2 separate regions of the Homo sapiens genome follow, and region 1 is linked to region 2. Evidence: chromatin loops called from intact Hi-C (ENCODE). Cell type or tissue: heart right ventricle. All regions are shown on one strand. Each heading gives the region's core, and the rest is flanking DNA. Links, peaks and the distances in the headings are about the cores only.

Region 1 (16,215 bases), core at 2,603-10,602, 310 kb before region 2:
TCATGTAAGACTGCAGGGTTTCAACTTCAGAGTCATGGTGATCACAGTTCAGTATGCGCTGTTATAGCTCAGTGCTGTCCTTTTGTTCCATTCAATAATCAGATCAATTATATAAAAAAAGGTTATGAGAGGCCAATTCTATGTTAAGCCTTGGAGTGCAGAAAAAAGGCTTCAGAGGTATCTTTTCTCTACATAGCCACAATATGAAGGTGTTATAAATCCACAGCAAGAACAGGGCAGAAGGCAGGGTCCAACAACATGTTATATACAATGTATTATATAGGGTCTTCATAAAGAAATAGTGAAAGGACTATATAGGTCATCTGTTATGCAAATGGGAAAGGGAATATGAAAATACATATAAACCTAATTTTTTAACATAAGGAAACATGAGAAGGGTTAAAATAAACAAAATTTGTCACCTAGATAGCAGAGGAGCAGGAATGAAGGGGTGACACTCCTCTGAGTGTATAATTTTGTAGTTTGGACTTTGGGAAGCATAGTAGTATTCCACATAGTAAAAAATAAAATTAACAAAGATGGTAGGGAAAACCTCAAACTAAATGCAAAAGAAACAAATCCAATTGTATTTGAAATGAAGAAAATAATGTTCTCACTCATAAGTGGAAGTTGAACAATGAGAACACATGGACACAGGGAGGGGAACAATACACACCGGGGCCAGTCGGCGGCTGGGGTGAGAGGGGAGGGAGAGCTTAGGACAAATAGCTAATACATGCAGGGCTTAAAACCTAGATTGACGGGTTGATAGGTGCAGCAAACCATCATGGCACAAGTATACCTATGTAACAAACCTACATATTCTGCACTTGCATCCCGGAACTTAAGGTAAAATTTAAAAAAAAGAAAAAGAAAATAATCATACTGAAGAAAAAATAAAATGAATGCAAGCAACTATAGAAGACAGTATTGTTAATATATTACTTCAGTCTAGGAAATTGAACTAAAACAAATCTGCAACTCCCGAGTATGTTTTTAATATATAGTCATTTGGGTTCAGCAATTCTAAAACTAATTTTGCTATTGTAGAATAGAGTAAATGTGTTGATGTCATTGCGAGCCAAGACTCTCACTGTGGAAGAAGGATGACAGAAATATAGTAATGGAGGGAAAAAGGATATTAAGGGCATGACTGGTGCAATTGACAAAACGGAATATGCAATGCAGATGCAATAAAAAATGTATTATTGTTACATTTCCTAAATTTGGTAACTGTACAGTGGTTACATAAGTTTGTAACTTTTTATTTTAGAAAATACATATGAAGATCTTAAAAGGTAAAGGAGTACAATATATGTAAACTATTCTCAAATAGTTCAGAAAAATTACAAAATATGCACATGCATGAGTGTGCACACATGTACGCACATATATTAAAAGATTGTAATAAAGCAAATACGGTGAAATGTTAAAAACTGATGAATCTTGGTAAATTGTATACAGAAGTTTTCAGTAATATTTTTGCAAACTTTCTGCTAGGCTGAAGCTACTTCAAAATAAAATTTAAAAATAAACAAATCCATAGAAGATGTGTGACCAAGTTTCATCTAATGATGTGAGCAACATGTGCCCAGTTCTTTTAATTAGTCAGGCAGCAACAGGCTGGCAACTCCAAATTGTCCTTCAGCACTGAATGTGTGTGCACATTTAGAGCCACTTTTAACAAGCACATAACAAAAAATCCATATACCTCAATTCAAGCCCCTAAGGGTCATCCAGGTTAGAGAACTGGCCTTGATAACTATAATGCCACACTCCAAGTACGGTCTTGGTGACATCATGAGCAGGACAAACATCCTGAAGAAAAGGGTTCCAATAATGCCCCCCCCCCCCCGCAAAATGCCTTAGCTCAGGTGATCCCTAGACAACGTGTTTTTAGATGAGTTATGACATTAATGCTGAGTTCTCTTCCTTCATGGCCATCATATTCTATCTTAATGAATGCGAAATCAGACAGTAAGGAATGAGGAAAAACAAGGGCATGGTATTATAGCTTTGCAAGCTCTATTCACAGGACAAATTATTTTAAAAGTTCCACCCCTGCCCCGACCTTGTTTTTTGTTTTTTTGTGTCTGTGGTTTTGTTGTTGTTTGAGACAGGGTTTTGCTATGTTGTCCAGGCTGGTCTCAAACTCTTAGGCTTCAGCCATCTTCCCAGTCAGCCTCCCAAGTAGCTGGGACTATAAGCACATACCACCATTCTCAGCTATGCCTTGAAAGATTCTAAAGAGGTGATACTATGAGCCAGATAGAGTTCTGGAAATAGAGTCCAAGTAAATTTGAAGTATCATGACTGACAGTGTCACTAATATTGTATATATTGAATCCTAATATGCCAGATGGTTTTTCTTCATTTTACTTTATTTTTTTTCTTTGACACGAAGTCTCACTCTGTTGCCCAGGCTGAAGTGCAGTGGTGTGACCCTGGCTCACTGCAACTTCCGCCTCCCGAGTTAAAGTGATTCTCTTGCTTCAGCCTCCTGAGTAGCTGGGATTACAGGCACGTGCCACCACACCTGGCTAATTTTTGTATGTTTAGTAGAGATGGGGTTTCACCATGTTGGCGAGGCTGGTCTCAAACCCCTGACCTCAGGTGGTCCACCTACCTCGACCTCCCAAAGTGCTGGGATTACAGGTGTGAGCCACCGCGCCTGGCTGGTTTGCTTTCATATAGTACCTTTCAGTCTGCAGAATGCTCTCAGGCATACCATCTCTATAGCAATAATACTGTCAATAATAACCATAGCAGTTATTTATGAAGCATTTATCCCACAGGGATTACTCTTTTAAGTGCTTAACACATATCTCATTTAATTGTTATGATAATCCAGTAAATAATTATTGTTATTCTCATTTTATATGAAGCTCAGATACATTAAACAACTTGCCTGACATAACAGACAATAAGTGGCAGAGCTAGAAGTCAAACACAAGACTGGCATTAAAATCTAAGTTCTTGATCACAATGTTCCCCATAATGGCCTTATGAGTATCATTTCCATTATTCAAATAAAGAATTTGAGGCCCTAAAAAGTTGAAGTATTTATGTAAGGTTGGAATAGCCTAGTCCAGGTCATTTGACTCTGAATCTGACATCATTCCCATTCTGATGCTACAAGAATCACATAAAACACTGCATAGAAGGTGCTCAGTAAATTGTGAAATTTGTGAATATAAGAGGATTAGATATCATTACCTTTAAAAACTTCCTCAGTGCATCATGAGAGCAAGCAGCAGCTGGAATTAAAAGGAAAGCTGTGCTGCTCTGGAATTCAGTCTGGCAATAAGAAAGTTAAACATACACTTGCTATTTGACCTAGCAATCCCACTCCTAGGTATTTACCCAAGAGAAATGAAAATATATGCTCACATAAAAATCTGGATGGAAAAGTTTATTGCAGCTTTATTCATAACTGCCAAAAACTGGAAACAACCCAAATGTCTTTCATCTGGTGAATGGATAAACACACTGGAACATCCATTCAATGGAATAGTATTTAGCAATAAAATGAAGTGAATTACTGATGCATGTGACAATACGGATGAACCACAAATGCATTATTCTAAATGAAAGAAGCCACATTCAAAAATTCGCATACTGTATGATTCCCCTTATACGATATTGTAGAAGAGGCAAAATATAAGGATATAGAACAGCGGTAGCCAGGGCTGGGTGTGAAAAAAGTATATTAACTGCAAAGAAGGGTAAGGGAACTTTTTTAAGTGATAGAAATATTCACTATCTTCAACGATCTGGTGGTCACGTGATTGCATGCATTTTATTAAAAACCATAGGACTTTATTCATAAAAGGGGTAAATTTTATTGAATGTAAATTATACTCCAATAACCCTGACTCAAAATAAAAAAAAAAAAAAAAACAGATTCTCTAAGAGTTGGCCAAATAGGTTGATGGGCACATTTGGCATCCTTCTGGCTTACTGGAAACACCTTTCAAGAAGGCATCAATAGGCCAGGCATGGTGCGTAATGCCTGTAATCCCAGCGCACTTTGAGAAGCTGAGGCGGGAGGATTACTTGAGGCCAGGTGTTTGAAGCTGCAGTGAGTTCAGTAATCGCATGCCACTGCATGCCAGCCTAGGTGATAGAGAAAAACCCCATCTCAAAAAAAAAAAAAGAGGAAGCCATCAATACCCTAAAGATGGTTCATCAGAGCTTTCCCAGGCAATCCATGTTCACTGAAGTCTTGTATGGATACATCTCCACATAAGATTTTTGCTGTCTCCTGACCTACTTTCATTTCTTGATTTCTTTTGCATAATTTAGCACTAGTAAAAATGCAGTCTATGCTGAATCATTAATCTAAGTGGACCTGAAGATCACTCACCTGCTTTGTTCTTTTCCCTGAAACCAACCTGTGTGTCCTGTCCTATCTGGAACTCCCCTTCCTCTTTCCAGCCCCTCCTCATGTTTCAAGATCCAGCTTAGCTTTGCCTCCCTGACCATTTCAGCCCACATGAATTCATAAACTGTTCCAATTCCAACCATGTGTTCTTTTGGTTCTTACTCTGCTACTGTTTGGTTGCCTATAGCCTCTTCCCGTGACTCTCATATAGATACAATGTGGTAGGCCTTACTAGTGGTCACAAATCTCAATTTGTCTTCTTATTTTTGGAGACAAGATAGACTTCATTTCCAAGATATCTTTACAGTTAAGTGGAGTCATGTGACAGTGGCCAAGGGACTGTGAGAATTGACATATGTTGCTTCCAGAACAGAGCTCAGAAGAGAAAACGTGAAATAACAATGGACTTGTTTTCCCTGTTTCTGCAAGTGTGGAAGTCTCCTATTAAGAACGTAGACAGGAATACTCTGAATTATGGAAGTGCCACATGGAAGATAGGTTCTGTAGATTCATCTGGATCTTTTGTGAACTGTGTGGAGTCAACACAAACTTTCTTGTGATAAGCTGTCAAGATTTGGGTGTTGTCACTGCAGTATAACCTAGGCTATCCTAATACAAAGAAATAGCACAGAAACACAGATGGTGGGTTAAAATTCAATCCCATAGAAACCAACCAGAGAAAGAGATGGGTTTTTATCCCTGAAACTCCAGAGTGTAACATGCTGCCTGAAACATGCAGAGGAAGTAGGTTCTCAATAAATGCCTATTGAACTGAAGCTGTAACTCAGTATTTTAAATACTTTCTTGGTTTAGGAACCTCAGGGAGGTTCACAACAATTCATTTGCAATCTTTAAGTCCATCTCTTGATTTTGAAGGTAAGGAAACTGAACTTTTGAGACAGACAAATATTTGGCCAGTTCGTTTTGGCCACACAGCTAGTTAGAGCCAAACAAAAACCTCTCTTAATCCAGTAATCATTCCACAGCACACAGCTCTCAAGAACAGATTACAATAATTTGAGACGATTCTTACTTTAGCTTGTTATTCTCCTTCTCCTAAAATAATGAAAGCATATCTTGAAGAAATATTGCTTAGAAATCAGATGTTCTTTATGCTTTTATTTCCTTTCAAGTAGATTACTTTCAAATATATTTAGTATCTCTTTACTCAAGAGGGATGCTAGAAGTCCTCCTCATTTTATATAGCTTGAGTGAAACCAAATAATGTTAAATGTGCCTTAAAAATAGAAAAATAAACATATGCACACAAGCACCCACACAAAATATTCCTGTGTCTAAAATAAGCATTTATTATGTTTTATTTTAGGAACACCTGGGGTTTAGGCATCTAAGTAAATAAAAATAAATATGAGCTCAAATGAAAAGAACACAAGGTTTGAAGTCAGAAAAAGGGGGTCAGAATCCAATTCTGCTAATTTGATGTACATGGGTTTGAACATTACAATTCACTCCTTTGAAATATGAACATGATATAATCTTCCGTGCTTACTCCACAGAATTGTTGTGAGACACAAATGAAATAATACAATCAATATCATTTAAAATTAGCACATCCAAGGGAGAAAACAGGCTTCTCTCTCTCAGCAAAAGCAAATATTCCACTTAAGCAAACAGATAAATTTTCTTCACAGTACAATTTTGCATTTTCTCAAGACCGCTGTGTTGCTAATTGTTCATGTCAGACCAAAAAATACTTGTAATGCATCTCTCCATCGATGTACTTACATTCCAGCTAAATGCTACAGTTTGTGCTATCTTCAATTCTTCACCCCAGTCACAGGTGGGGAGTTCTCGCTTCTCATCAGGTGCTGTCTACACTCCCCACCCTGCTCCTTCTCTCCTGCCTATATGGGTTTTCATCAACCAGTGCAGGAAATCAGATGAGATTGCCCTTGCGGTGGACAGAAAGCTGGGGGCATTGGAGGGCCTCATGCAGGTTAGGAGAGATGTGAAGGAAATGCTGCAGTGTTGGGAGAATGGACGTTGATAGCACTGTAGGTGGGAAAGCTGGTCTGGATAATGTCCACAATATATTCCTGCTCCTGACATTGCTGGACGTATTCCTGTGTCACTTGGTGGGAAACTATTTTGTAGGCTCACCCTTCATTCAGCAAACCATGTTTTTGCAGCCCTTTGAACTGCAGTTGCTGGCTCCAGGATTCTGCCAGCACCGAGGACCTCAGTAGCTGCTTTTCCACCATCGCGGAGCTCCCAGTTAAGTCGCACTCCAGGCTCTCATGGCATAAATTAGGAACAGAAAAACCATGTTTTAACTCATGGCTCTGAAAAGCAATCAGTAGAGCCATGAGGCCTGCTTTGGCAAAGGTTCTCTCTCAGTGAGGGAAATAGGACAGCCCAGCCAATCAGTCTGCCGCTCATTTTCCAGCCCATGGAAGCGGAGCCACCAGTGGGCACTAGGCTGCCTGTTTTCAGTGGCTCTGCTCCCAAGCCTGTGGCAGCATCCTTGTTGTGATTTTGGCAAGCTCAGAAGAGTAGTGGGAGATGGCCGTTGCTAGTGTTCTCTAATTGGGAGGCTAACTGCTTGCCTTCCAGATTTACTGTTCCCAAGGTCTGAAGGACATGCAGCTTAGGTCCTGGCGAGTCGTGGATGGCTTTGTGTTACTGTTTGGAAACTTTTTATTATGTTCTGATGTAAGTGGTATGGGGGAGTCACTCCTTGAGATAACTCATCCTCTAAGTTTCAAAGGTGACACTGAACTTTCCCATTCTCTCCTATGTATGCACTGCCCATCAGTCATACAAATGCAACACCGACATCGGCAGGGGGGTGGGGCAGTGGCAGTACCACCAGTTTCCTCCGCCTCCTGCTCTTAAGCTTTGCTCTGAGCTGCACACAAATCCACAGCTCCGTTTTCCTTTCTTGGCCCTGGGCCCCTTCTCTCCGGCACTCTGTTTCAAAACATCACAAGCCACACAGGTGGTTTTTGTTGCACCACAGCTCGTATTCTTGACAGATCCTACATCTGCACATTAATACTCCTTGATGCCTCCAGCCTGAAACTTTCCCAGACACACTGGCCTAAGAGCCTCAGAAGCAATACATGAGGGGAACTAACGACATAGGAATTCCTTACTAGGTCTGAGGGTTGGGGGGTCGTGGTGTTTTAAACAAGAGAAGCTTCATGGTCATTTGGCTCAGAACTTCAAGGCATTTGACTATGTTAGTAGAAAATCACCCTCCTTTCAGAGCAATGAGTGCTTCAGGCAGGGCCCTGGGGCACCTCCAAGTTACTGTAATCATGAGGTATCACCATTGCCACAATTTCAATCACACAGTTAATGTTTTTTGAGTGAATATATGAATAAACAATAATAATAATTGTTAACATTTATTGGGTCCTTTCTATTTGTAAGGCACTGGTCTAAATTCAATAACATCTCTAATGCTCAAAACTTCCACATAAGGTAGGTACTAATTTACACACTTTACAGATAAGAAAACTGACTAACCAAATAAACAAATAATCTGACCTAAACCACACAGTTGGTTTAATGACAGAGCAAGGAACAGAATCTAGATTATGGGTTCCCAAGCCCAGGCTAGCTAACTCCATTTAATCATGCTGAACTCTTTAAAAAAGGGAGGGGTGGTGTGACAAACAGAACCAGGGTCTTGAAAATAAACTGCCCAAAACTTGATTTCCATACTGGAGTCTGTCTTCTAAGCCATTAGAACATTTCACTGGGTGGAAGAAACACTTTTCCCATTTTACTAGCATGCAGCAACAAAGAACAGGAAGAAAAGAATGTGGGTTGGAATGAGAGAAGAAAAGCTTCCCAGATTTAACAAGAAATAAAAAGTAGGGGGAAAAAATCATCTCCCAGGAAGGCTGGAAAGAAGAGAACAGCACCATCCCTAAGGATATGAAATAGATGAGTAGAGGGACTTTCAATAAATCAGAGATTTTGGAGACGACGGCCAATAAAAAGAAACACTGTGGAAGCAGCCCCTGAGTGTCCATTTCCTCCCTTTATTCTGAAATAACATGAATTTTAAGTATCACCAGAGATAAATTTACAATGATTCCAAAATGTTGTTTCTTTACATCTAGAATTATTTTGGCACTCACCCTGAGAAATTTGGTGGTGGTAAAATGTTGTCAGGATAGAGGAAGGGGGAGTTCGGATATATAGTGGGTCAACACAGGGTTCAAGCCATCCATCGGGACCTGACATCAAGCTGCAGAAGAATGAGCAGCGCAGGAGGGGCCTGGTGGACTGCCTGCTGGAGAAAAGTGACAGAGGGCCCAGCCAGCGGGCTTCTTGAGACAGCTGGAGGGCGGCCTGGGTCCAAAGCGCATGCCTAACCCATGACTTATGGAGGACCTGACTGGCCTGACCTCAGCATGATAAAGAATTGTGCTGGAACTGACCACAACCCTTTTTCTGGGCTTCAATTTCTGCCCTGAGGAGGGCCTCCACCACCCTCCCAGCATGATGAGGTTATGAACGATATCTGTGGATCTCAACCACAGGGAATGCTCTGGGAACATTCTCAGAACACACATCTTCAATCTCTTCCACTTGATTATCTAGTTTTGATTCCATCTACGGTTTGGGTGGATGGCTGAGAATAGAAAATCAGAGAGGGAAGTTTAACTCTGGTGAGTATAACATTCTGAAACATAGTTGTGAAACTGAATTTGATGTCTCTGCAGGGAGTTTGTAGGTACCCAAATACAGAAACGATCAAGCTAGTACTAACCAGTTGTTAGATAAATTCAATATTTCTGTTTATTTATTTCCACATCTTAACAGATAGATGAGTAATAATGTTAGTGTAAATGTTAATCATTTTAAATGTCCTTTTGGACATGTAATAAAAAGGTACTACGTGGAAATAACAAGCTATGAACTGTGCAGGGAGGTGTTGGCAAAACATATTATACTTAAGGCATTGCCCCTATTTTCCTGATAATTGCGATTTAGTTGAGAACAGACTGAAATGGATTTCATCACCTTGTAATGTTCCCATGAAAATCTTAGACCAGAAATGTAAAGCAGTGTGGGGTGACATGGAATAGGTAGAAGGTATCTAAGTGTTCTCACCATACAATAGACCTTCCTCAAATGCCTCCTTGGGTCTCCAAAGCATCTTAGTCTGTTCGAACCTCTGTAACAAAATACCATATACTGGCTGACATGTAAACAACAGAATTGTATTTCTCACAGTTCTAGAGGATGGAAGCCTGAGATCAAGGGATTTGGTCAGTTTGGTGTCTGGTGAAGCCCTTCTTCCTAGATGGCCATCTTTTCACTATAATCTCACATGGAAGAAGGAGTGAGGGATCTCTCTGGGGCTTCTTTCCAAAGGCACTAACCCCATTCATTAGGACTCCACCCTTATGACCTAATCACCCCCGAAAGGCTCCACCTCCTTATACCACACCATCAGTTTGGGGGTTGAGATTTCAACAAATGAATTTGGAGGAAACATAAACCTTCAGACCACAGCAACTAGGCATCTGAAGGAAAGGAAGAAGGAAGACAAATGTGTTCCAACGTCCAAGACACAAAGAGTTTTGCATCATAAAAACTGCATAGCATTCAGGGGACAGGGCAAAATGGCCAGGCTTGCCCCAGGTGGGGAGTCTAACAGGAGACCCATGCATGAAGTTGAAATCCCACTGGCCTATACTCTTTGTAGAAGGTTGAATGAGAAATAAACCACTGCCAAGAATAGAAGAGCAGGGAAACTTTACAGTCTGCATTGGCACTAGTGGAGGGGAAAAATTCATCCTGAGATTTTATAACCTCCACAGACCCTTCACAGGTTTGCCATCCAAATTTATGCCACCTGTGAGGTCTGAAAAATCTCAAATGGACAATTTAATTTAAAGTGGTCCTAGGCCAGCAGTGCCCCCCCAGGAAACTGGCAGAAGCAAACACAAATCATTTCTAGAGGAATAGTAATTCAACCCAGGTTTCAAAGAATTCCCACAGATAAAGTTCCAAGGAAAATGAGCAACTCACTGAAAAATAGAAAAACACACAGAAACAAGGCACCTTGAATGAAATGCAGGAGAGTCAGGTTACTGAATATATCAGATATTGTCATGACCAGAGAATATACAACTTTATTTACTTTGAAGAAATAGAGAAGCATAAAAATATAAACAAAAAATAAATGTAATTTTTAAATTGTAGGGATATTTTTTAAAGAAGCAAATAAAATATTAGAAATGAAGAGCTATAACGGTTGAAATTAAAAGCATACTGGATAGGTTAAATAGAAGATTAAAGTAGACAACATTGAGTGGCCTAGAAAATAGATTTAAAAGATAATGTGAAAAATGTGACCCAGAAAGACAAAGAGATAGAAAATAGGAAAAAGAAATTAAGAGCCAGAGCAGAGAGTGGGGAAAGCCAACAATTATTTAGTTATAGTTTTAGAAGGAGATAATAGAATGAAAATGAGCCAATATTTAATGACATTATGTTTGACAATTATCCAGACCCACGAAGGACACCAGTTCTCAGATCCAAGAAGCCCAATTAATTCGAAAAAGAATAAATATGAAATAAACTTCACACAAAGACATATTATAGTGAAGCCATGAGCATCAAAGAAAAATAGTCCTTAAAGCCAGTAGACAGCACGAACACATCACATAAATATCAATTAAACAGACGACTCATTTCACATTAGTATATATGGACATGAGAAGACAATGCAATGCCCTGAATGTTATGCCCAATGCAATTATTTTTTCAAGAATGAGAATAAAATTAAAACATTTTTTGGCATGATAAAATATGAAGTATACCACCAACATGTCTACACTAAAGGAAATTCTAAAAGAAAGAAAAGAAGAAGCAGGAAAGAATAGTGAGCAAAGAAATTATGAATAGTGAGTTAATCCAAACAAATACTATGTCAAAGTAATCATGTTTAATTTGTGGGGAAATACAACTAAAATATGGGACAACAGCTAGATATTAGTTGGAAGATAGGATAAGACAATTTAAGTAATTTATGCCTTGCTACTCCAAGCTTGTTCCAGAAGCTTTGACATCACTCAGGAGCTTATTAGAAATCCAGATTCTCAGACCCCACCCCAGATCTGCTGAATCAGAATCTGCATTATAACAAGATCCCCAGATTATTTGAATGTATTTTAAAGTTTGAGAATTTAAAGTTTGAAACTTTGTTAATATGCAAGTTAAGAAACTAGAGTAATCACTGAAAGCATAGGCATAGAGCATAACTTACAAACGGCAGGAAAAAAAAGTGATCCAATGAGGGGGAAAAAAACATGCACCAATGTTTGTAAGTCAGTACAGGCTAGTTACTTGATTCAAAAACTCCTCTTAAATCACAGGCTTAAAACAACAAAGGTTAATTTCTCACTCAAGCTGCATGCACATATTTTGCAAGTTGAAAAGGGAACCTCAGAGTCCAGATTTAACTAATTTCTTATACATTTGGGTTTAAATCAATAATCTGACCTTTTGAATTCTAATTATTTCTTTTAGCATGGAACTGTAAATAAAAATTTTCTTCATAATATGAAATGTCCTTATTTTGCCTTCATTTTTGAAGTTTATTTGTCTGGATATAGAATTCTAGGTTTCCATAAATTTTCTTTAGTGCTTTTTTTTTCATTATACTTTAAGTTCTGGGGTACATGTGCAGAACGTGCAGGTTTGTTACATAGGTATACATATGCCATGGTGGTTTGCTGCACCAATGAACCCGTCATCTACATTAGGTATTTATCATGCTATGCCTCCCCCAGCCTCCCTCCCCCCAACAGGCCCCAGTGTGTGATGTTCCCCTCCCTGTGTCCATGTGGTCTCATTGTTCAACTCCCACTTATGAGTGAGAACATGTGGTGTTTGGTTTTCTGTTCTTGTGTTAGTTTGCTAAGAATGATGGTTTCCAGCTTCATCTATGTCCCTGCAAAGTACAAGAACTCATTGTTTTTTAGGGCTGCAGAGTATTCCAAGGTGTATATGTGCCACAGTTTCTTAATCCAGTCTATCATTGATGGGCATTTGGGTGGGTTCCAAGTTTTTGCTATTGTGAACAGTGCTGCAACAAACATATGTGTGCATGTGTCTTTATAGTAGAATGACTTATAATCCTTTGGGTGTATACCCAGTAATGGGATCGCTGGGTCAAATGGTATTTTCAGTTCTAGATCCTTGAGGAATTGCCACACTGTCTTCCACAATAGTTGAACTAATTGACTACCGGGGAACCTGCCCCGATAGTCACATAGGTTCTTTTCTGTTTTCCCTAAGCATCGGCCGGCTTGAGAAATAAAGGGACAGAGTACAAAAGAGAGAAATTTTAAAGCTGGGCATCTGGGGGAGACATCACACGTCGGTAGGTTCCGTGATGCCCCACAAGCTGCAAAAAGCAGCAAGTTTTTATTAGGGATTTTCAAAAGGGGAGGGAGTGTGCGAATAGGTGTGGGTCACAGACATTAAGTACTTCACAAGGTAATAGAATATCACAAGGCAAATGGAGGCAGGGCGAGATCACAGGACCACAGGACCAGGGTGAAATTAAAATTGCTAATGAAGTTTTGGGCACCACTGTCATTGATAACATCTTATCAGGAGACAGGGTTTTAAGAGCAACTGGTCTGACCAAAATTTATTAGGCGGGAATTTCCTCTTCCTAATAAGCCTGGGAGTGCTATGGGAGACTGGGGTCTATTTCACCCCTACAGTCTACAGACCATAAAAGACGGGCATGCCCAGGGGGCCGTCTATAGGCCTATACCCCTAGGCACGTATTCTCTTTCCCAGGGATGTTTCTTGTTGAGAAAAAGAATTTAGTGATATTTCTCCCATTTGTTTTTGAAAGAAGAGAAATATGGCTCTGTTTCGCCCAGCTCACCGGTGGTCAGAGTTTAAGGTTATCTCTCTTATTTCCTGAACAATTGTTGTTATCCTGTTTTTTTTTAAGGTGCCCAGATTTCATATTGTTCAAAAACACATGCTCTATAATTTGTGCAGTTAATGCAATTATCACATGGTCCTGAGGTAACATACATCTTCCTCAACTGACAGGATTAAGAGATTAAAGTAAAGGCAGGCATAGGAAATCACAAGGGTATTGATTGGGGAAGTGATAAGTGTTCATGAAATCTTCACAATTTATGTTTAGAGATTGTAGTAAACACAGGCATAAGAAATTATAAAAGCATTAATCTGGGGAACTAATAAATGTCCATGAAATCTTCACAATCCACGTTTTTCTGCCATGGCTTCAGCCGGTCCGTTTGGGGTCCCTGACTTCCCACAACAATTTACACTCCCACCAACAATGTAAAAGCATTCCTATTACTCCACATCCTCTCCAGCATCTGTTGTTTCCTGACTTTTTAGTGATCACCATTCTAACTGGCATGAGATGGTGTCTCATTGTGGTTTTGATTTGCATTTCTCTAATGACCAGTGATGATGAGCATTTTTTCATATGTTTGTTGGCTGCATAAATGTCTTCTTTTGGGAAGTGTCTGTTCGTATCCTTCACCCACTTTTTGATGGGGTTGTTTTTCTCTTGTAAATTTGTTCAAGTTCTTTGTAGATTCTGGATATTAGCCCTTTGTCAGATGGATAGAGTTCAAAATTTTTTCCTATTCTGTAGATTGCCTATTCACTCTGATGATAGTTTCTTTTGCTATGCAGAAGGTCTGTAGCTTAATTAGATCCCATTTGTCTATTTTGGCTTTTGTTGCCATTGCCTTTGGTGTTTTAGTCATAAAGTCTTTGCCCATGCCTATGTCCTGAATGGTATTGCCTAAATTTTCTTCTAGGAGTTTTATGGTTTTAGGTCTTAAGTTTCAGTCTTTAATCTATCTTAATTTTTGTATAAGGCGTAGGAAGGGATTCAGTTTCAGCTTTCTGTATATAGCTAGCCAGTTTTCTCAACACCATTTATTAAATAGGGAATCCTTTCCCCATTGCTTGTTTTTGTCAGGTTTGTCAAAGATCAGATAGTTGTAGATGTGTGGTGTTAATTCTGAGGCCTCTGTTCTGTTCCATTGGTCTATATACATGTTTTGGTACCAGTACCATGCTGTTTTGGTTACTGTAGCCTTGTAGTATGGTCTGAAGTCAGGTAGCGTGATGCCTCCAGCTTTGTTCTTTTTGCCTAGGATTATCTTGGCTATGTGGGCTCTTTTTTGGCTCCATATGAAATTTAAAGTAGTTTTTTTCTAATTCTGTCAAGAAAGTCAATGGTAGCTTGATGGGGATAGCATTGAATGTATAAATTACTTTGAGCAGTACAGCCATTTTCACGACATTGATTATTCCTACCCATGAGCATGGAATGTTTTCCCATTTGTTTGTGTCCTCTCTGATTTCTTTGAGCAGTGGTTTGTAGTTATCCTTGAAGAGGTCCTTTACATCCCTTGTAAGTTGTATTCCTAGGTATTTAATTCTCTTTGTAGCAATTGTGAATGGGAGTTCACTCATGATTCGGCTCTCTGTTATTGGTGTATAGGAACACTTGTGATTTTTGCACATTTATTTTGTATCCTGAGACTTTGCTGAAGTTGCTTATCAGCTTAAGGAGATTTTGGGCTGAGATGATGGGGTTTTCTAAATATACAATCATGTCATCTGCAAACAGACACAATTTGACTTCCTCTCTTCCTATTCGAATACCTTTATTTCTTTTTCTTGCCTGATTGCCCTGGCCAGAGCTTCCAATACTATGTGGAATAGGAGTGGTGAGAGACGACATCCTTGTCTTGTGCCGGTTTTCAAAGGCAATGATTCCAGCTTTTGCCCATTCAGTATGATATTGGCTGTGGGTTTGTCATAAATAGCTCTTATTATTTTGAGGCATGTTCCATTAATACCTAGTTTATTGAGAGTTTTTAGCATGAAGGGCTGTTGAATTTTGTCAAAGGCCTTTTCTGCAACTACTGAAATAATCGCGTGGTTTTTGTCATTGGTTCTGTTTATGTGATGGGTTATGTTTATTGATTTGCGTATGTTGAACCAGCCTTGCATCCCAGGTATGAAGCCGACTTGATCGTGGTGGATAAGCTTTTTATGTGCTGCTGGATTCGGTTTGCCAGTATTTTATTGAAGATTTTTGCATCGATGTTCATCAGGGATATTGGCTTAAAATTTTCTTTTTTTGTTGTGTCTCTGCCAGATTTTGGTATCAGGATGATGCTGGCCTCATAAAATGAGTTAGGGAGGATTCCTGCTTTTTCCATTGTTTGGAATCATTTCAGAAGGAGTGGTACCAGCTCCTCTTTGTACCTTTGGTAGAATTCAGCTGTGAATCCGTTAAAATTTCAATTCATTGTTTTCAAGTTTGTATTACTCTTTTTGATAAGTTAGCAGTTTTCCTTACTGTATTACTGTTGCTCATTTGAAGGTAAAATGTATTTTTTTGGGCTGCCTTTAAGATGTCCTTCTGTCTTCTGTTTTCAGTAGTTTTACTATTCTGTGCCTGCATTTTTGTGTGTTTGTTAGCTTATTTATCTGTTTAGGGTTTGCAATTATTCTTGAACTATGCATCTTGATGGCTTCCATGAGTTTGGGACAATTCTTGACCATTATCTCTTCAAATGTTGTTTCCTCCATAATTTCTTTGCCTCTTCTGGGACTTCATTGTACAATATGTCAGATGTTTTCACCATGACCCAAGTGGCTTTTATGCAGTTTTATGTAGCTTACATCTTTTTCTTCTCTGTGTGCAGAGTGTGGATATTTGATAGTAACTTATCTTTCTTACTTATCCTCCCTTCTGATCTGGTTAATCTGATACTAAATCTGTATATTAAATTCATGGTTTTCCATTTTCATCA
Region 2 (16,215 bases), core at 4,690-12,689:
TAGCTTTCCCATACCAAACCAATATTTTCCCTGCCCTAAATCGACCCAGGAACCAACCATCCTATAGCCCAGAGCCTGCCGACATTATTCAAGAGCCAGTCCTAAGCTGTTTCCCTGCTCTGCTCGCCATTCCCACAGAAAACACAATAAAAGCACCGAGCCAAGCTTTCCCTGACAGTCCTGCCTTTGCTTCCTGACCAAACCTGGTGTGGGAACCGCGGCCCTATATGGTGTGGCCTGCTTCCTTCTCTTGAAAACCATAAGTAACAAACTTTTCTTTTAGTAGCAATGACCTCTCTGTGTCATCACTCAGTCGTCTCCATAGGCTAAAGCCTTGTGGGTGCATCTTAACACATCTCCCTCCCTCTTGTCTCCCTCTCTTTCTCCTTCTCTCTCTTCTTTTCTCTCAACCTCTTTGGTTCTTTCTCTTAATTTATTTTATATATTTCATTTGAAAATGTGATTGCTTTTGCAAAAAACAAACATTTAAAATTTTATTTCAAAATTGAAATAATATAGAAAATAGAATAATATTTTTAAATGCACCAGAAGATTTATGCTCCAGAGAAATACACTGATAATATTCTGGTGAACATCCCTCTAGACCTCTCTTTTGTATAGAAATATATATACACTGTATATATGTATGTATATATGTATATATTTCTAATAAATGGGATAATGCCACACGTCTCTCAAAAACATGTGGTTCATAGCTTTACATTTCAATAAATTGAGGTCTACTTCACTAGTTTTAGAAGCTAAAGATTTTAGGTGTAACAAAATGTACTTACCTAAATTATTCTATATTTTATTGTTATTTTTTATTAATTTAAGCAATAATGCAATAAACATATTCATTCATTCATATTTTCACATGTGTATATTTATCTTCTTAAATTCCCAAAAGTGAATTTGACAGGTCAAAGGGTATATTCCTTTTATATACTGATATGTATCCTAAAATTGAACACCAGAAAGACTATTGTATTTTGTATTTCATGTCCACTTCAATAGTTCATTCAAGTAATCGCTTCCCAACACTTCATAAAAATAGCATTTTCAATCTTCTTAATTAAGTTACCAAATACAGTTGGTTAAAAAACACCTCATTTTATTTGAATTTCTTAGTTAAGTTTTAATATGTTTTACTTTGTATATTGATCATTTCTATTTCTTATTTTATAAATTACTAATTCACATTATTTTTCTATTAGACTGTTTGTATTTTTAATTGTCATGTGAAAGTCTTAATGTACTCAGAAATTAACTATGGCAATCATATGACTGGCAAACATTCCCCTCTCTGTCATTTTTCTTTCAAACTTACTATCATTTGTTATATAAAAATTGTAACTTCTAATGCAGCCAAATTGATCAATATTTCCCTTTTTGGTTTCTAACTTTCTTGGAATTCTTATAATTTCTCCACTGCTACATTATAAAATATCTTCAGTGTTCCTATGGTTTCAAGTTTATGGTTAAGTCTTTGATCCATCTGGAGTTTAATCTGAGGCAATGGGTGAGTGCTGACTCTCTTTTCCTTTTTTCCTTCCTTTCCTTTTCAGGCACTGTGATTCTCCACCTTCAGAGTCATGTTGGCTCAAAACCTAAGGTCCATCTGAGATCCTTCCCTTCCATTTGTCCCACAGATCCAGGTAGTAACTTAACTGCAATGAACTTCCTAGGATTTTTCAGAGTTTATGAAGTGTTTTCACATATATTATCACAACCCTCCCCTCCTACCATACTTTCAATATCACACATACACAAACCTTGGCAACAGGGTTGAGAGGGAGGTCTGGACAAATTGTGAGTTACTCCAGGTAGCTCTAAGAGTGAGGAAAAAAATAAAGCTCATTTTAGAGTCTCTCTGACGCCAAAAGCCATACTCCTCTTATAACAACACATAACTTCTGAAGCCCGATCAATTCCTCTGTTGTACATCTACTCTATGCACCCCTTCTTCTCCAAACCAACTGCTCCAGTTGAAGTTTTATCATTGCTCAGCTGCATTTTTTTTTTCGGGATTCTCCACTGTCAGTTTATCCTACTCATGGTCTCAGACTAATCCTCCTAAATTATAGTTATGTTCACCTACTCAGAATCCTTCAGCCTCCTGAATCTGAGGGTCTTGCCTTGTACTGGGAACATTCAGGATGTGGCTTCAGCATGTCTTTCACCTTCTCCCGTTATTCCTCTACATGAACTGTGCCTTTTAGGGAAGCCGAAGATTTGCCAACACTCAAGCATGCCCCTTGCTATTCTATAGCCATGCCTTGTTTCCAGCCACTGCTTCCTTTTACAATCACCACTGCCTCTCCTTTCTTTCTTCCAACATCCTACCCTTTAAGACACAGCCCTAATTCTACATCCTTCATTACACCCTTCCTGGAAACTTCCAGTGAACATTTTATTCCTTTTCCCCTTTAACTTTCCACAGACCTTTCTCTGTGACTGTTTTATGATTCATAACTTTCTACTTTATAGTTCGTGCCAGTGTCTTACTTTCCTTATCAAACTGTCAACTTCTTGAGTTAACGGATTGCTGCTTCTTTATTTTTTTATCTCCCATTTCTCAATGCTTAGAACAATGACTGGCACAGGTAAATATTTGAAAAATAAAGTAATTAGTGAATAAATGTGTAAGTTAAAAAACGATGGAACAAAAAAATAAAATGAGTGGCTAACTTGATTCTTTGGGGAAGCGTCCATTTTCCAAAAGATTTTATGATTTTATCTCTGTTGCTTATTCCAGTACCACCAACACACACCCAGAAGGAGATCAAAGCCTGAAGTCCCACCAGTAGAATGTCATAGTTTCCATTTATTACTTTAATTTTTGCAAAATGTTGATGTCGCAAGGATCAATGGCCTACTTTTCTGAAAGAAATGCTCTGTCATCTATGATAAATAAAGGATCTGAAAAGGGAAAATTTTTCTTAAAGTTGCATATGGGATAGAACACATGCCACATACAGCTGCAGAAGTGGTAGCTTAAGGATAAAACAGGCCAATTGTGGGGAGTTGATCATTAAAATATGGACCCACCTGCCCTCAGAGGTCTACATATAAACCTTTCATCCTTGATGTCCTGCTCCCCACTCATGACACTCCAGCTACCTTTCCAGAGGAATGTGGCTCTGGGTCGACGGACTGCCCTGGAGACAGCAGAGTATGTGGCACATTCCAGCCAGCTCTCTGTCCAGGGAAGTCCTTCCTTGCCTGCTATAAGGAGAACATCTCTCAAAGAGCAGAAGCATAGTCACGTGACACATGGAAAGGACTGTAAGCTCAAAGGAAAACTGGTCAGTAACACCTTCTTGCCCCAAAGGCGAGGCATTACTTTAGAGAGGGCTGACTGCCAGTTTCTGAATAAATTGAATAAATCAGATTTCTGATGTTTAATAACAGATGTTCTGGCTACAACTCATGAAATCACTTAATATTACTTTATGCTGTGGTAATAAAAAAAAAAGTCATCTGGCTCCACTCGGCCCAGGTTACATATCTTCTCAAAGGGTCAAAATGATTTGATGCAGTTCTTGGATCAAAAGGACTAATGCTCCTGCGTGTTACAGGCTGCAGGCAGAGGTTGCTTCAAAAATGGGGCAGATGCTTTCCTAATACATGCGTTGCATCCAATGGCCTGAGATGTGCCTCTGACCCCCACAGACTTGCCCGAACTCAGGTCCTAGGAGAAGACGAATGCTCTCCAGGAGACTCACTTTTTCCACCCCTCCCAAATCTCACATCTGGCAGGGTGAACTTTTGAGAAAGGCTAAAATAGGCCGATTGACCCTGTTAGACGTGGCTGGCACGCTACCAGTGCTTTATCTCTACAGCCCTGAAGAGGAGCAAAAAAGTGGGAATGATTTGGCCTCTTGAACAAGCCTTGCAGATGAGTTTGGATTAATCTACTGAGGTAGGGAGCAAGGGAAAATGTGCCTGATGAAGCCTCATAATAAATCAAAGGGACTTGCAACATGGTTAGCTGGTGAAATTCCCAAGATGACTCAAATACTGAAATAACCAAGTTCATCAAGAAAAGTCTTCTAAAGAACATAACTAAAAAGTGAGGTGTTTCCTTATCCTCAGAAAAAATCTAAAATGAAAATTAAGCAAAGGCAAGTTCAGAGGGCTGAGAGAGATACTAGGATAACTGGAGCTTCATTTCATAAGCACATTGAAGGGCAATAAAAGGGAATCCATGGGGTACAAATAAAGGAACCATTGCTGCAGCTTCTCAAAGAGAGTCGTAATTCTTCCCCAGGAAATGATGTCGATACTTAGTAAAATAACAGGCAAATACTGAATAGCAACATAAATACCACAAAGGCTAATGAATTCTAGAGTGGTCACTGCGTGGACTCATAGAAACCTGGAGCCAAGAGTGCTAGGTAAACCTCATGGTTAAAATGTGTACAATAAGTAACAACTATATCCACACCAGTAAGGTTAAAAATGTCTGAGAATCAGAATGTCTGGCAAAGAAAGATTAGGAAGAATAGCCAATTCAACTCTCTTGATTACAAATTGAGACTCAGCAAGGAGAACCAGCTTACCAAGATCCTGGTGCTGGCCAATGGTAAAATGGGAAGTTAGATATAATCTAGTTTTATTTTCTCTGAGAGGCAGTATAATTTTATACTTTTCAACTTCAGTAAAATTTGCACATGTTAGACGAAATGCAACTGTACAACTTGTTCTGCTACTGTGAGCACATGATTTTGGAGTAAGAAAATCTATATATTTTTTACCTTCAGACATGCTATTTTGGAACTTGCAACCCAAGTTCTAACTGTCTTTGTGTCATTTTATCAAAAGCAAAGAGAGAGTTGAGCAACTTGTTTCAGAGAAGAACAAAAGTCAAGAAAGAAAACCACTATCTGAGACAGATGACTGAGAGTCAAGTTGAACTCGAGAATACTGAAAACTCCAGATACTCAAGGAAAAAAGAGAAAGGCAGGCCTATGTCTGTGAGAGGAAAGGGGATCTTACCGTGCTGAAAACCAACTTAAATCAAAATCCAATCTAATTGCAGGCATGTGACCTGATGATACCACCAATGTTATCATGATGGCATTTGTTGAATACTCACCATTTCTCGAGGACTCCAGTCAGCTCTAACACTCAGCAGCCTCTGCCTTCTACTCTTCTCTGAAATGACCAGAGACTAGGTGCAAGAAATAGTGCTGGGCACCAGTGCTGGTGAGCTAGGCTTGCATCTGTCTGGCTTTCCATATTCTAGGAGCTCAGAGCTGGAGGTGATGGGAGTGGGGTGGGCTGTGATACAAATTAGAAGACTATAAGGGCTGCCTCAGTTAGCACAGCAGGACTTTCAGAGGAGGTCAGAGCTGCTCCAGAGACTGGAACTTGGTGTTTGACAGAGGCTGATATAACTAATGTGCATTGACTTTGAAACAGAGTTCCCTGAATTAAAATTCTGGTTCTGCCACTAACTCCATATGAGGTCAAGGAAACTCCTTACTCTATTTCATTTACTTTAAAGCCACATTCTTTTCCCTATATTTTAAAATCTCTGAAATTCTGATATGCCTTATTAACAGTAGTAGCATCTTACAGTTATAATTGGCAGGCTTTTTTTTTTTTATTTCCTTAGGTGGCAGTACCATCTTAGTCAACTCAAGTTACTATAACAAAATGTCATAAACTGAAAGGCTTATAAACAGTAGGAATTTACTTTTCACAGTTCTGAGGGCTGGAATCTGAGATCAGGGTGTCCACATGGTTGGGTTCTTGTGAGGGCTCTACTCCAGATTGCACACAGCTGACTTCTGCTTGTATCCTTACATGATAGAAAGAGCACTAGCTAGCTCTCCAGCCTCTTCTTATAAGGGCACTAATCCCATTCATCAGGGCTACACCCTTTTGACCTAATTACCTGCTGGAGATTCCCACCTTCCACCAGATTGGGATTGGAATTTCAACATACGAATTTTTGGGGAAAACAAACATTCAGTCCATAGCACATGCCTTACAACTGTCAAATCCATTTAAGTTTAGCCTGAGGCTGCCTCCATAACTTGGTCCCTATATAACAAACTGCAATGTTATTTAGGAGTAAAACAAACAGCTCAGTTTCAGCCAATCACAGGCAGCCAACTCATCACACCATGCCCAAATAAGGCAGATACCTAGTAGTAACCAATCAAGTGATTTCTCTACTTGGCTTCTCTGTGTACCCTACAAAAGCTCCTGTTCACATTGCTGGGCAGAGGTCCCTCAACCTCTTCTGGTTCTGAGTGCTGCACGATTCATAAATCATTCTTTGCTCAAATAAAAGACTGCTAAATTTAATTTGCTAGCTGAGTGCAGTGGTTCACACCTGTAATCCTAACACTTTGGGAGGCTGAGGCGAGAGGATTACTTGAGGCCAGGAGTTTGAGAGCAGCCTGGGCAACACAGGGAGGCCCCATCTCTACAAAAAATATAAGAATTAGCCAGGTGTAGTGACACGTGGGGAGGATTGCTTGAGCCCGGGGGGTGGAAGCTGCAGTAAGCCATCATCATGGCACCAAATTCCATCCTGGGCGATAGAGTAAAACCCTGTCTCAAAGGAACATAAATGAATTTCATTTGCTAAATGTTTTCTATTAACACAACCAATGGCAATTTAGGTTTGGCAACATTATTGGTATTTATGATATTTTGTTTAGATGGACATATAGAAACCTGCTCAGAAATTTACTGCAAAGGTTAAATTAGATAACATTTTTAAAAACTTAGAAAAGTATCAGATATATAAGAATTGCCTCAAATGGTAAATGTAGATATTAAATAACTCCCCCTCTTGGCCACCTGACCCAGGCAGGATTGTCCCCAGTTCTTGGCTCACAAGGATTACCTGGGAAAGTAGAATAATAAAAATAGCGACTATTCACAATTGCTTATTTGTTGCCAGACAGTGCGCTCATTGACTTTATGAGCTTTATTCCACTTTCTCTTCACAAACCTCTTAGGATTCTATTATCTGCTTACCTGTCTAAGATCACACAGTTAATAGGAACACTCCATCTTGAATTGTTTCTTCATGACACCAAATTCATGCTTTTCACTATCAACTAGATGAGTACAAGTTGATTACTGCAAGCCCTGAAAACTCCAGGAATTATTCTATAGTCAGTATAGCAGACCTCTTCCTCTGGGCTCTACTATGTGTGGATAATGGACTTTTCTACCCAGCCTAGGAAACTGGATTAATATACTGGAGCAAAATCTCAGAAGCTGGTTGAGAACTACCCAGGTAATACAGCAAAGAATCTGCAAAGATGCCTAACTCTGACTCAACCCAAGATCATTCCTAGCTTCTGGTGCAAAGCTCCAACTATGACAACTTCAAGTAGAAGAAAAGGGGGGTGGGGAAACACCATCAGGGTCTTGTTACAACGGTTTGAACTCAAGCAATCTCACGATGGCTTCTCTGGGCCAAGGCCAACCGCAATGGTGTGTTCCTCACAAGTAGTCTTTTCCCATTTCTTGGACTCCCTGAGGTGTATTCAATAATGCACTCCTCATTCTGAAGCAGATGGAAAAGCGTTTAAAAAGGTGCCAGGTTTATTTATGGAAGCATGAGATTGAATTTAAGAGATGCTCTTTGCCAATATGAAATGTGAACTCTCAAAACAGGAAGTGTGCTTTACTGCCTATTTATTTTACTGCCGTATCAGCTGCCCAGAGCTGAAGAATCCTTCCTCTCAGGAATTATTTATTTTCTAACTTCTGAACCAAAACATCTTGACCATCAAAACTCAAGCTCCTTCCTGCCAGATTCCCAACTACAAACATGTGCCTCTCTGTCTTTCAGAGTGGATCTATCGAGGGTTTCCGTGAAAAACATTTTGAACTCATATTTTGTCCTGAATCTTCATTTTTATGTCCATGGAGAAGTTTCAAACAAATTAAGTCAAACTACAAAACATAATAAAAATTTTAAGTACCTTTTAGAATAATGCAGGGATTCTTGAATTTGCTCATGTATCCTAAGATACCCAATAGTTAATATTCTGTCATCATTTAATTGGTGAGAAGACGTTAATTGTTAAGAAAATGATTAATCATTTGAACTTATCACTATTACTTATGGTAATAAGGAAGAAGTCAACCATACTTTAGTGTGTTGTGCACTACCCAGTTCTCCTCCTGCACTGATAGTTTCACAACTTTGCAGAGTTGAAAGTTACTACTCTAGTCTTCATTAAATAGGCCCAAAATAATTTGCTAGAAACAGTTTTTAATATAAGTAGAAATAGCCTAACATATATGAAAGCACTAAACTGGAACTCAGAAAACTTGTTCTTATTCCAGGATCTATAGATTTCAGCCCTGGTGTGAGCATTTGTGCAAACTTCCCCTCTAAATGCCAGGTCTTCAAGGAGGCACAAGAGATATACATAAATAAAAAACAGGCTATGGGGAGAAGTGAATAATATAACAAAGGACAGAGCTGCTGTGTTAGAGTTCTTTTGGCTTTGAGGAGGAACCATCCCAGTCCAGTCCACAGTGAATACTTGTAAATAGATATGTTTTCACACATGGGCTTTACCTACAAACTTCAAATCCTTGAAACTCTAGGCAGAAGATATGTTACAATGGCGCCACCTTCTGGATACTGTCCAAAACACATATTTTCTTCATATTTTTCTCCCACTCAGAATTCCTCAATGGCTCCCTATTGTTGACAGAAGAGTCTAAAATCTTCAGCATTCAAGGCCTTTTATAATCTAGCACAAGTTTATGTTCAGGTCTCATCTACTGACACTCTACATGGGTAATCTGTGCTACTCGCCAGAATAAATTCAGAATTGTCTGCATTCTAATGTTCAAACCTAGCATTAATTCAATGCAGTTAAGCCAGAGAGAAACACAAAGCAGTTTAGGGGATTCAGGGCCAGAGTCTCAGTTCGAAAATGGCTAGCAGGTATGGGATGTCCCCATACCTACATTATGCAGGTCACTCAGTGCTCACAACAAGACAGCTCTTCTCTGTGGCTATTTAGAGGTTTAAATAGAAGCAAAGTTAGCCATAGATAAAACAGATTAAAGGACATAAGTACACACAAAAAATGTACATAATAAAAATAAATATAAGGAAACAGATGGCTAAATTCACAGATGATCAAAAATGCATGGTAAAGTCAAGCAATATTATGTTTGTCCATCAAACTTGTAAAGATTCTTTTCACACTGATGGTGATGCCATGTTGGTAAGGGCCCAGGAAATAGGCAACCTCATCAACTTCTGCAAGGCAGCATTGCTGGAGGGCAATCTGCAAACATTCAGCACAAGCTGAGAACTGTCCTTACATTATAATCCTGAAATTCTATTTTAAAACTTTACTTTAGGATATTATCATAGTTTTATACTAAGAAATATCTACTGGAATGGTAATTATCACTGCAACATTAATTATTATAGAGAAAACGTTGAAATAAGTTGCACGGCTAACCATAGGAGATTTAATATATTCATATAATAAATTTAAATAGTCATTAAAACTGTTATTATGGCAAAAGTGTCCATTACATGTCTATTGTTCATATTATGCTATTAAATGAAAAACAGATTAAAATCCAATGTATTCTGTCTGATTCTATTTTTGTTTTTTAAAATGCGTGCATAGAACGATAATCAGAATTACTACACAAGATCAGTGGTGTCTTATTCAGGTGGCAGCAGTATAAATTATTTTAGTTTTATTCTTTCTCAAATTTTAAAATGTATTATAATAAATCATATATTTCTTTTATAATCATACTAGTTTTAAGAAAGAAAATGATAATAAAAACCCAATAAAAGCAAGATGTCTATTAAGTGGTATCTGTATATAATATTCAATTTAACTGAATTCCGCTTGTCATGATTTTTGGTTTTGGTCAGTGCCTACCACAGCTCAAAGTCTCTGGGATACCTAATATTTCCTTCTTCACTACATCCAATGTGGGTGTGGGTGTGGTGAAATGGTACCTGAACAATAGCAAGTAAACCCTGTAACTGAACAAAGCCTTCTGCAAAGCAACATACACGCTTGTATAAAGAGCCAGAAAAATAGTTATGTGTTTGCACCTGATAATTCCATTATAAGGGGATTCCATTCTGACATAATTACCTTGAAAGAAGGCAAATATCCATGCTCAAAAATACTTATTGCTGAGTTATCATTAATAATGAAAAATTTGGAAACAATCTAAATATCCAGTAATAGGTAAATGGTTAAGTAGATCCAATGGAAACTGAAGTACTAATTAAAATAACTCTTATGGAAATGACATAGCAGGATGATATATGCCCATGGCATAATGTTAAGTGAAAATAAGTAGAACAAAATGCAGTTGGCTTCCTCTGATTATGAGTACGTAAAAATAAGTCTGCATGCAAAGAAAGAGGAGATGAAAATATGTAAAGAGAAGACATAACAATCAAAATTGTCTTGCATTTCATTGTTTTTCTTCTCGAAATGAAAGTCAGCTACGCTCTTTTTAGGTACTAAATCCCTGCCTCAAATGAGTGGCTAGAATGAAAATCCACAGTTGCCCAGTGCCATGAAAAATTATGAGAATCTGAAGGTTCGAGCAACAGCAGAAACACTTTGTGTCCACGACAGCTTCCTAAACAAGTCTGCTCAAGGAAAAACTCCATTCTCTGGTGGGTTTTTCAAAGGATGAGATTTGTCTGCTCAAACAAACTATTTTTTAACTCTGATGTCACAGAACAATATATAGGGCTCTAACCTTTATTCTACACCCGAATTGATTCAATGACTAGAGATTTTATAGCAGGAACTTGGATCTTCAGTTTATATAACTTAATCCCTTTGTAATTTTCTCTTATACAGAGACACCCTATTTTGGAGAGCAATGGACAAACCCTCCCTAAGTGACCCAGGGCATCCAGATCCAAACAAGGAAAGAGATTTAAAGAAAGAGACAAATTAGCCTTTAATAGAAGGAGGAATGAGCCAGCTCAGTGCCGCATTCTCTGGAACAGCAGATCCTCTAAGGACGTGGCTCCGCTCTCAAGGAGGTTGGCCTGGCAACTCATTTACACACTCCACTTGGGGGAAATTCTTTTCAGCACTAGCCAACATGCCGACCCAGGCTCCTTTGCCGAGCAGCCTTGAAAGCTTGCACACATTTAGAGAAAATACTTTCAAATGACTCTGGAGTTCTGCTTTATGTTTCATATTCCTTTGAACTTATTACCTCTTTACAATGTCTTGGACTATTAGTTTGGGAACATTTAAAGTTAATGACTATATGGAAAGTAAAACAACACTTTGATGTTGCCCAAGTCATTCATTTCTCTTTCATACACAGGAGGTTATAGAAGGGCTGGGTGATGCCAGACCAAGCCATTTCAGGAATAAATAACGTATTTGGGGGTCTATATAGATTGTTGCTCACGGGAAAATGAGAATAGATCAGCTCTGGAATGTCTAAGGGAACCAAGGCCATGATTAATGAGGGTCAACTTTAAAACCAGAGCACACACAGATAGGATTACTTCACACAGAGAGCAGAGTCTGTCTGACCCAGGCTACCCTAATGCAATCTCCTGAGGCACATCATTCACAAATCTTGCTGGTTTCAGGGATACACTGACAGTAAAAGAGATACAGAGAGAACTTCCTTTGGCCATAGGGAGACAGGACCAAAGTGCCATAAATGCAATGATGATGGCTATTAAGGCAAGTTGGTAAGTATTTCTAGAAGTTCAAAGTTGAAGTTTTGGTAAAGCACAGTATACTCTTGCAGATGCTAGTCATTGCTGCTACTTTTTTTTTTTACTTGTTTGTTTCTTATTTCTACAGATAAGAGCCTGGAAGCTGTTGTGAGATAGAGTTTCCTGTGGTATGTAAGACACTTAGAAGTGGAAATAGAGTCACAGGACCAGAGAGCCAAAAGAAGGGGGAGACCTGCTCATACTAGATTTCTTAGATGGCCCAGTATGAGTTTACCAAAGGAGAAATAGAAACCACTCACAAGAAATGGCCTTAATCTCTTCAAATAAACAACGAAGGAAAGCTGACCAAGGACAGAGACTCTAAAACACAAGAGGGACCCAAAAGGTATTCAGCAGAAATCCTAGAACACCATTCCTTATTCTCCTTTCCAAAACAGCTAAATGTGTATTTGCTGAAGGCAACTACATGTGTGGAGAACAATAAAATGATGTCTTCTTTCATGGAGCTTATGGAGTTAAAAGACCACAATTAATATATTTAAGCAATTGAGAACAAGAGACAACACTGCATCTGGGCATGGTGGCTCACACCTGTAATCCCAGCACTTTAGGAGACCAAGGCAGGAAGACCGCTTGAAGCTGGAGTTTGAGGCCAAGTTGGGCAAGAAATTGAGACCCTGTCTCTACAAATACATACATACACATATACCTATACATACATATATATATATATATATATATATATATATGAAAATTAGCCAGGCATGATGGCATGTGCCTGTAGTCCTAGCTACTCAAGAGGCTGAGGCTGGAGGATCACTTGAATCCAGGAGTTCAAAAAAGCTGTAGTGACCTACGATCACACCACTACACTCTAGACTGGGTGACAGAGAGTGAGATGCTGTTTCCAAAGAGAGAGAGAGAGAGACAACACTGCATTTGTTATTCAGTCATTGAATAAATATTTGTTAAGCATCTATTGTGTGCTTCGTATTGATCTAGACACTGGGACACAATGGTGAAAACACGGACAAGGTCCCAGTTCTCATGACATTTATATTCTAGTGTCTGTGTGGGGAAGAGATACATAATAAACAAGTAACAATAAATGAAGATGATTTTAGTTGTTAAGAGCAATAAAGAAAATGGAGAAGAGTGGCATGGTTGTGCTTGAATGATAGAGGATGAGTGAGGATGGAGTAATTTAGACTAAAGGATTGGAGGAATTCTCACTGAGAAAGTGATGCTTGAGCTAAGACTGCAAAGATAGACCTGTTAAGATAAACGAGAGTGTTTACAGGCAGGAAAACCATATGCAAGAGCCCTAAGGCTAACAATAACCTTATTTGTTCAGAAAACACAAAGAAAGCCATTGTGGTTGGGGCTTATATTGCAAGGAGGAGAAGGATGGAAGAAATTTTCAGAGAGGTCTATAGGGACATGGTCATATAAAGCCTTTTAGGTCAAGGTAAGGTGCCTCAATTTCATTTCAAGTGCAATGGGAAGACATTGGAGAGTTTTAGGCAAATGATTAACATTGTTCATGTTTGCAAGAGATCATAATTACTGCTCTGCCGAAAATAGATGGTGGAAGGAATGGGATAGAAGGAGGGGGACTAGTTAAGAGATAACACAATTCTTCAAGCAATAAATCATGTTGTTTTGGACAAGGTGCTACTAGTGATGTGGAGAGAATCCAGATATGTTTGGCAGTCGGGCCTACAGAACTTGCTGTGGAATTGAATAGTGGTGCCTTATACTGAGACAAGAGGCCCAGGCAGGAGCTGGCTTAGAAACGCCAACATAGTTTTGGGAGTCTTATGAAATCAGAATTGTGTGATTCTTACTGGTTCTGGTCGTCTGGAAGAGTTTCTAGAAGGTAAACCTGAGTTTGACCTGTCAGGATGGGTAGAATTTGAATACTTAGCGATGTGTTGCTGAGATTGATTTTAGAGTGACTAAAATTCGTTGCTTCATTACTTCACCAACTTCAGTCATTAGTGATTTATTTGGCCACATCAAATGTACTTTTACTGAACATATTTTTAAAAATTGAAGCCTCTTCTTTTTGTTCTTAAATATTTTTTTAAATACACATCATGCCAAGGCACCGATTGGGCTGGAGCTCCTTGAACACTGCACTGAGTTAAACGCCATCAGCCACCCTATTCTTAAAACCAATGCTGTGTGCCTTCGTTAGCACTCACCACCCTGAATCAAACGTTCTGTTGACTTGTCTTTGTCTTTCTCTCCCAATAGATTTTAAGTCCCTTGAGAGAGTGTAGCTAAAATATTTTTGTTTTGGTATTGTTTTAAGGAGATGTGAGACAAAATCATGTCAGTTTCATTACTGCCATCTTCAACCTTGTCTCACTTGGAGGCTGTTAGTGGCAGTGGATCCATAGGGGCCTGCAGGAATCTGAGTTCTTGCCTCCTCAGAAGAAAGAATCGGACAGAGGGGGATAAGGCAAAAAGAGAGTCTGAGGCAAGTTTCAGAGCAGGAATGGAAGTTTATTAAAAAGCTTTAGATCAGGAAGGAAAGGAAGTAAAGTATGCTTGGAAGAGGGCCAAGCGGGCAACTTGAGAGATCAAGTGCTCTATTTGACCTTTGACTTGGGGTTTTATACGTTGGCACACTTCCGGGGTCTTTTGTTGGGGTGGGCTGTCTGCATGCACAGTGGCCTACTAGCACTTGGGAGGGGAGCAAGCTCAGTTGGTGTGTTTATTGGAGTTGTACACACGCTCCATAGAGGCATTCTTTCCTGACAAGTCAAATGTTTCTAGGAGGTGATATACCAGTTAAACTCTGTCATTTTGCCTCTTAGCAAACATGTGTGAGCCCACTCACCCAGCTCCTGAGATCTTACTGGGAAGCTACTGGTTGCCAGTTTCAGGTTTTTCCTATCTATTAAGACATTGCCTTTCCCTGGCACCAACTGCAACCAATTATTATTTTAGAGAGGCAGTTAACAACCGCCTGACCATCACCTGATGGTCACCTGATATTCCTGGTGCGTGTGGTGGTGGGGACGAGGGGAGCCCTCTCCTGCTCTGCTCATGTCTGTCTAGTTACCTACTGTAACAAGACCATAGTATTGGGGACAGAGCTAGCACTCAGCAAAGACATGTTGAATAAATAATCCTTCACAAATCATCATCTCATGGTCTGAAGTTCTGGATTTCAATCTCTTGATTCCAATCTGTCTTGAGGTGAATGGTGAGTCCCCAAAAGCTGTGTTCACCTGAAGTCTGTGTGATCTGCTTTGTAAAAAGGGCCTTGCAGATGTAATTAAATTAAAGATCTTGAGATGAGATCATCCTGGATTACCTGGGTGGGCCCTAAATATTGTGTTGGTGCAAAAGTAATTGTGGTCTTTTCCATTGAAAGCAATGGCAAAAAACCGCAATTATTTTGTACCAATCTAATACAATGTTGTCCTTATGAGAAGAGGAGAAGACACAGAGAGAGAAGGTCATTTGAAGTCTGAGGCAGATGTTGGACTTACATTGCCACAAACCAAAGAACACCTGGGACCACCAGATGCTGAAATGGACAAGGAAAAATTCTGTCCTAGAGTCTTTTGAGGAAGCATGGCCCTGCCAACACCTTGATTTTGAACTTCTAGCCTTCAGAACAATTGGACGATGAATTTCTGTTGTTGAAGCCCCCAAATTTGTAGGAATTTGTTATGGCGGCCCTAGGAAGCTAATATACAATCTTCATGCCCAGCTCATTTTAGATCTCAGTGAGGAGCTTCCTGCCCTATTTAGCAGGAAGAGAACGGGGGCAAAATGGGTGAGGCACCTGGGGTGAAACATCTCAGGAGGCACTCAAGCACAGGCATGTCTCCTACTCCTGCAGTATCCGTGATTACATATGCAGGCTTTAAGAAATCAAGACAAAGAAAATACGGGTGTAACTTTGTCTTGAATTCTAAGTTCAAGTTACATCTACAGATCTATTTTCAAGCTGATAGACGTAAGACATTCTGATTGCAGTCAGAGTACCTCAGAATGCCCCAGAAATGTTCACGGTGGCCTCATGAGGGACAATAAACTGCAAGAGTGTCTATCCAAACAGTTGGCCAAATTTTTCAAACACTCGGACACCTCATTTTGAGAAGAAGAAAAAGGAAACAGTCTCAGCCTGAATAATAATTCTGTTACTATTACCCCCTAATTCTTCTGGGTGTGCCAGACATACATGGCAAGGAAGAGAGTTGGAGAGAAAGCAGGGATTTCTGAATGTGACAAATAGAAACCCAGAAAAGAGTTGCATAAAGAGAAAAATCATAGATGGAGCCCAGGAAGTTAACAGCATCCTCAGCCAGCATGGTTATCAATCCAAGTGGTGACTTGATCCTCCTTTGTTTTTCTCCCCTATCTGCTCCTTGATGACATAGAGTAACTGACTCCCATTTTAAGCCAATTAACCAGAAATGTAAGTTTCCATTTCTAGATTTTAAAATGTTAGAAATTCCTCTCTCTCAGTTGTAATGGAGCTAGAGTTG

What was found. Peaks named below come from ENCODE experiments on the same cell type or tissue, not always from the same donor. Only the 100,000 strongest peaks of a DNase experiment are listed, where the experiment ranks them.
Region 1: a loop joins it to region 2, with 6 times the contacts of the local background. A loop is called at or near these places in 30 of 110 quality-filtered maps.

The regions. Positions count from the first base shown.
Region 1 is chr2:18,733,188-18,749,402 of GRCh38, reverse strand. The region is part of intron 4 of LOC105373456 (a long non-coding RNA gene); the gene reads right to left. Among named protein-coding and RNA genes, the nearest start is that of NT5C1B-RDH14, 150 kb to the right of the region's middle. In heart right ventricle, for the core only: a CTCF peak has its summit at 6,819 (motif pointing right); DNase peaks (open chromatin) are centred at 6,827, 7,302 and 8,712; H3K27ac peaks cover 2,404 bases.
Region 2 is chr2:18,428,034-18,444,248 of GRCh38, reverse strand. All of the region lies in intron 4 of LOC105373454 (a long non-coding RNA gene), which reads right to left. Among named protein-coding and RNA genes, the nearest start is that of RDH14, 120 kb to the left of the region's middle. In heart right ventricle, for the core only: a CTCF peak has its summit at 8,599 (motif pointing left); no DNase peak of the experiment used is centred there.